Linked DNA regions of Mus musculus: region 1 is linked to region 2. A link is a loop called in an ENCODE intact Hi-C map of the cell type or tissue named here. Cell type or tissue: left cerebral cortex. All regions are shown on one strand. Links, peaks and the distances in the headings refer to the core of each region. The heading gives the core; the rest is flanking DNA.

Evidence for each region. Hi-C counts contacts between places; a loop is a spot of excess contacts. Peaks named below come from ENCODE experiments on the same cell type or tissue, not always from the same donor. Only the 100,000 strongest peaks of a DNase experiment are listed, where the experiment ranks them.
Region 1: it touches region 2 in a loop (4-fold over the local background); 2 of 42 quality-filtered maps call a loop at or near these places.

Annotation. Positions count from the first base shown.
Region 1 is chr7:80,714,590-80,717,499 of GRCm38, forward strand. It overlaps Iqgap1 (IQ motif containing GTPase activating protein 1), which reads right to left. Exons shown (of 38, transcript NM_016721.2): 37 at 2,422-2,530. Among named protein-coding and RNA genes, the nearest start is that of Crtc3, 27 kb to the left of the region's middle. In left cerebral cortex, for the core only: a CTCF peak has its summit at 1,362 (motif pointing left); a DNase peak (open chromatin) is centred at 894.
Region 2 is chr7:80,764,047-80,766,956 of GRCm38, forward strand. Iqgap1 (IQ motif containing GTPase activating protein 1) reads right to left here. Exons shown (of 38, transcript NM_016721.2): 4 at 2,839-2,910; 5 at 1,249-1,325. Among named protein-coding and RNA genes, the nearest start is that of Iqgap1, 38 kb to the right of the region's middle. In left cerebral cortex, for the core only: no CTCF peak of the experiment used is centred there; DNase peaks (open chromatin) are centred at 1,638 and 2,306; H3K27ac peaks cover 1,555 bases.

The DNA of each region.
Region 1 (2,910 bases), core at 152-2,651, 50 kb before region 2:
TCTGCCCCCGCCCCGCCTCCACCCCTGGCACTTTTGCACAGGCTGACCGAATACTCCTGACCCCATGGTGGGATGACAGGTATGTGCTGCCTGGCTCAGTTTCTACAGTGCTGAGATCAAACCCAGGGGTTTGTGCCTGCCAAACAAGCATTCTACCAACAGAACTACATCTCCAGCTCTGCAGTCTACTGGAGTCCTTTGTTTTTAGGAGACTGAGCCCAGGGTCTCTTGTAAACTGAATATGACTCCAACTTCAACTCCGCATGAGAAAGGTTGTCTAACGTAAATGCAAGTACAACAGGAGGAGCAACCATCCAGCACCGAGCCTGTGTGTGGCCTCGGTTAGGCACCTTACACACTATTTTTTCAAGGCATTACAAAAACCTTATGAAGCATAATTATCTGAACTTTAGAGATGAGCTGCTGAGGCTCAAAGTGTTGGGTGGCAAGGCCATCAGGAAAGAGCTGGCTCTGGGGTGATCGGTATGATCGGCTGTTTTCTAATGTTCTCTGCAGTCCTGGCGGCTTACGACAGCACTGTCGTCACTACCACTAAACTGGTGAGTGGTGGTGAGGAAGGGCATGAAGGGACCGCAGTGTCCCAAGGATGGGGACCATGGTGTGTCCTCTCTGCCTAGCCTAACCCTAACCCCAGGCACCTATGAGGCAGACCAGTTCCTGAATCCGAGCAGCAGTGTACAGTCTCCTTAGCAGACTGGTTGGCCTGCACTGGCAGTGAAACCAATGGAATAGGGACTGTATGCAGTATGCTTAGTTACAGTGTGTGAAGAAATCCTTTCACAGTTACTGAATTAATATGCGCTGAGAGACTACTGGTTACCAACAGGGAGGTACAGATGACTAAGACATACTGTCTTAGGAGTTCCCAGTTTTGGGGGTGGCAGGGAAATGAGTCAGCTCGCACTGTCAACAGAGGATGTCTCAGGGCTGCTGAGTCAAGGGGAAGGGCCATCACTGCGGCTGTAGGGGGGCAGCGCGGGCCAGTGCTCACTGTTTGATGGAGGCAGGAGGCAGGTAGGGAGCAGAGGGAGGGAGGCTGATTCCAGGAGGGGAGAGCATCCTGTGCAGAAGGCGGAACGCTTGCTCACAGAGAGGCACCAGCCTGGTTTGCTAGACCACGGCAGTGGCAAGCAAGGCAGGGTGTGGCAAGACATGGAAGAGCAGTTTGGCAGTAGAGCATGTGTGAGGCTCAAAGTTTGATTCTCAGCACTGCAAAAGAAATGAGCCAACCAGGCTGAAGAGGTCACTCACTGGTTAGGAGCACTGACTGCTCTTCTAGAGGTTCTGAGTTCAATTCCCAGCAACCACATGGTGGCTCACAACCTTCTGTAATAGGATCTGATGCCCTCTTCTGGTGTGTGTCTGAAGACAGCTACATACATAAATACATAAATCTTTAAAAAAAAAAAAAAGAAAAGAAAAAGAAACCAACCAACAAAAACCGTAAGAGGTCTACTATGTGGTACACACATAGTTGGGTCTGGACACCGCTCATGAATCCTTTCAATTGTCTGATTATTTCTGGCTTTGGATTTTGAAGATTGCTTTCACTATACAGGCTGGCCAGGAATTACAATGAAGTCCAGGCTGGCCTCAAACTCTGAATCTTCTTGCCTCTGTCTCCTGAGAGCTGGATTACTGGTGCGTGTCACCATCCTTATTTGGTACATTTTTTAATGTGCAAAAATAGATATTTAGGCAGCTCGGCATGGTGGCACATATCTATAATCCCAGCATTTGGGAGAAACAGGAGAGTCAAGTGTTCAAGGCCAGACTCAACTACATAGTGGATTTGAGGATAGTTTGGGCTACATAAGATTCCTCCCACTCCCCAAAATCAGGTATTTGGGGTTGGAAATTGAACTCAGTGGGAAACAGCCTGCAAGCACAATGCTGAGGGTCAAATGTAAGCACCAGAAAGAAAAAAAAAAGAAACTTAAAAATAAATTAGGGGCAGCTACGTTATAAAACGGCTACAGAGTTAATTTTGAATTTAAAATGTGATTCAGAGTTACAACGAGGCAATGTGTTCACAAATTTTAGTAATATCCCTAACAAAAGGTATCCATATCAAATAAAAATGAAAACAAAGAGAGATTTCAAGTACAGAGCAGCAAAGAATCTCTTACTGCTAACACTGGTGGTTAGGTACCTCCTTCAAGGCCAGGGCACCAGCTCATCAGGGCTGGAGTGAAGATTCAGGTGTCAGAGCACTCTAAAGCATCCGCACAGGACGACTCTCAGAGGACACAGACCACACCCAACTCCCCAAGCCCTTAGCTTCTCCCAACTAGGCGCCCACCGAGCTCTCTGAATACACAAAGCTCTCCCCAAAGGCTTTCCCTTATCTTTTCTCCCACCTCATCGGAGAGCGTCACGCCTGAGCCTGTGCACACCCACCTGATAATGCAACATGAAAGTCTCCATCTGAACTCCCATGAACTTGGCTTTTACTTCAAAGTCTCCAACTTCTTCTGTTGGACCAATTTCGAAGATAACATTTTTAAATCTGTTGAAACACAACACCGTATGTGTGAGCTTTGAGTTTTTAGGTAATGAGACTCTGAGATGGGGGAGGGGGCACTAGGGGTAGATTCTGGACCTAAGTTCGCCTGGAGCGGCAGCGCCATTGGCAAAAGCATCCTGCTGTGGTGTCTGCTTTGACACCTGGAGAGAGAAATGGTCACCCCTCCCTGAAGCACTTGCAATTTGTTCCAAGACGGCCCATGAGAAGGCCACCAAAGCCTGAAATGGTGAGACCAGATGGCCCCGCCCTGAAGCAACAGTCAAAAGTCAGTGAGAAAAGGAGCAGGGTGTGGTGGCGCACACCTGCCATCCCAGCACTCGGGAGGCAGAGGCAGGGAGATACCTGAGTCTTGAGACCAGCCT
Region 2 (2,910 bases), core at 247-2,746:
GGGCTGCCAACTTACCTTTCAGGAAAAACACCAAGTGGGAGGAAAGAAACCATGAATCCCAAGCCAGAACACTCTGCCCTGCCTGTGCTTTCTAAGCAAAGACTGCATAAGCAAGAGCAGTGGAGAACAATGGCGGACTTCCTCCCTTTGTTCTGATCCCATCATTAGGAAGGCACAGGAACTCCTCATCTCTGTATTTCAAAGAATTGAAGGCTTGGGACGCAGGCTACATCAGAGGCTACAGAAGGAGCAGAGAGGAATTCTGCCAGCTTAGCCTCCCGTGCTTGCCAAGTTCAGACAGCCACTGTAGGCATGGCCTTTACAAGGTTATCGCCAGACAGACCTCAGCACACCAAGCCAATCACAATGCCGAGAATTAATCAGGCTTTGGCTCAGACACAAGCATTTGAATTCATTACGCTCTTAACACAGAAATGTACTAGCCACCTGCAGTCACTCTTCTGCACGCTCACAATGATGCTGGTGATACCTAGGTTCCAACCCAAGTTTCATAAAAGCACTGAGATGGGGCAGCTCGGTGGAAGAAGGTATGAGATAAGCGGCTTCTTACAGGTCCCTGCTATCCTTTTCACTTGTAAAATTAACACTGAGGCTATATATATATAGCAAGCGGAATCCAAGCAAACAAATCTCACCCTCACGTCCCACTTCCTCCCCAACCTTTCCCAGTCCTAGAGCCATGAAGGAATCGGATAACACATTATACCACCATTCCCAACTACCCAAGTGTTTATCTTCCTCTCCCCTACCCTCTCTTCAGACACAGCCCTGTCTCTTGCTAATTCAGTACCCTGCTGGTTCTAAGAAGTGGGAACTTGCAATTAAGTCATTTTCCATGAAATTATGCTTTACTTCCTATCATATTTGTGTTGGTATAAAAATTACTTGTTGAATGAACAAATAACAATGGAAGGTCCCAGCTGGCTGAATGGATAAAGGACATCACACCCTGATTAAGATGCAGAGTTCAGAGAGGTGCCAGATAAAAAAAATGAAAGCTAATACCGTGTTTCTGCAACAATAATATATTACGGGGATAAACAAATCCCTTCTCTCTGCTCCCTAGAAAAACACAGGTGTTTCGGTAAGGATAATAGCCTTCTATTCTGTTTGAAAATCCTCGAGTTGATATAAAACCCCTTTCATTCTTGCAGCACAGACAAAAAATACACGCTGGACTGCGCAGTTATCCTTAGGTGACTTATTTTGCTAAGAAGCCCTGGTTACCTGAGGGCGTGGATACAGTAGATGCATCTTGGCATGTTCTTCCGGTCATAGATATCTGTGGTTTCTGGGTAAAAAATCTAGGAAGAAATCAAAGAAGTAGACTGAATGGATTGGTTAGAAGAATCAGGAAAGGAATAAAGAAAGACCTTTACTAAGACAGACCAGACCTCAGGAAAAGATCTTCCTGAACACAGCAGTAACATCAACATTTGCAGGAGAGTGAGGAGAGAGCCTAAAGCTCTCTGCAAGGCAGAGAGTAACAGAAACCAGGTAGTTAAGTAGGGTGAAATCAGACGATTGCTATCATGTCCAAAGCCACACCAGTGGGACAAGGATGGAGCCTGGCTTTGGAGAGAAGGATAAAAGCAGAGCTTAGAGCGCACAGGAGGCGGGAGCCAGGCTATGCTGACTCACTAGAGAAGGAAGCTGGAGAAGCAGGCTACAAAGTTGTTGTGATGGTGGATGGATAAAAGAGGCATTTCAGATAAATGGAGAAAGTTTGGGGAGGGACTGGATGAAGGGTCTAGGTTATCTCCAAACTTTAGAGACTAAGCTCAAGGCTTGCCTGGATGCATAGTGAGCTGAAGGGCAGCCTGGGAAACCCAGTGAGACTGTCTGAAAACATCAACCAGTGCAGGCTGAGGACACAGCTCAAGGGTAGAGCACTTGCCTAGCTACCATTAAGGCCTGGGCCCTTCTCTAGTGACACCATAAAACAAAACAAAACAACAAAAAACCTTAGCAACTGCAAACATAAACACACTCTAAATACCATCCAAAGGACACTAAATTGTCATCACTCATAGATGACAACACTGTATGAAAGGCAGGAAGTCACAGGTTCACAGTGTAGTAGTTTACACTAGTGTGCATTTTACATTACAGAAAACAGGAACAGGAGGTATAGGTACACAGAAAAGCCAGGTAACCATAGCAACTTGGTGCAATGCATTTCCTGACATTTGTGGGACAGAAATCTCAAAAGCACCCTTGGTAGAGAAGAGCAGCCCAGCAGCTTGCTCTGAGGAAGTGGGGATGAAAGCTGGCCTCTCACACAGATGGAAATCCACGTCTGAGTCAGCTCAGCATCTGAGTCAGCTCAGCAGACCCACGTGTAACCAAGACCTGAGCACTCACTCTGCTAAGCACCAGAGGCTGGTCACTCACTGTGCGGCACTCCACAGCTCACCTGTACCCTTGTTCTTTCTCAGTTCCAAAAACCTAGAACATATATATATATATACATATATATATCACATACACATATATACATATATATATTCTTTTCCTGAGTCAAACTGAAAAGAACCCTTATCATTAAGAAGGAGCAGGCCAAAATTAGGTAGCACGGTGTTGCATACCTATAAACCTAGTCTCTGGAAGCTGAGGCAGAAGCATTGTGAGTTCCAACCAGCCTAGAGTACAGCTTGAGCTACTATCCCAAAAACAACAAAGAGAGGCATAAAGGGAGGGAAGGAAGAACAGAAGGAAGGACAGACAGATCACCGACTGCTTTGCAGAATGATTTTGCAGGTTGAATGAGAGCTATTATGCCAATTGGCAGCGGCACGGGTGGGTACCGCAGCTTACCTTAGGCAACCCAATCTCATCCATGGCATTCAGCCACTGAATCACATTATCCGTGTGTCTGAAGTGGAGGCC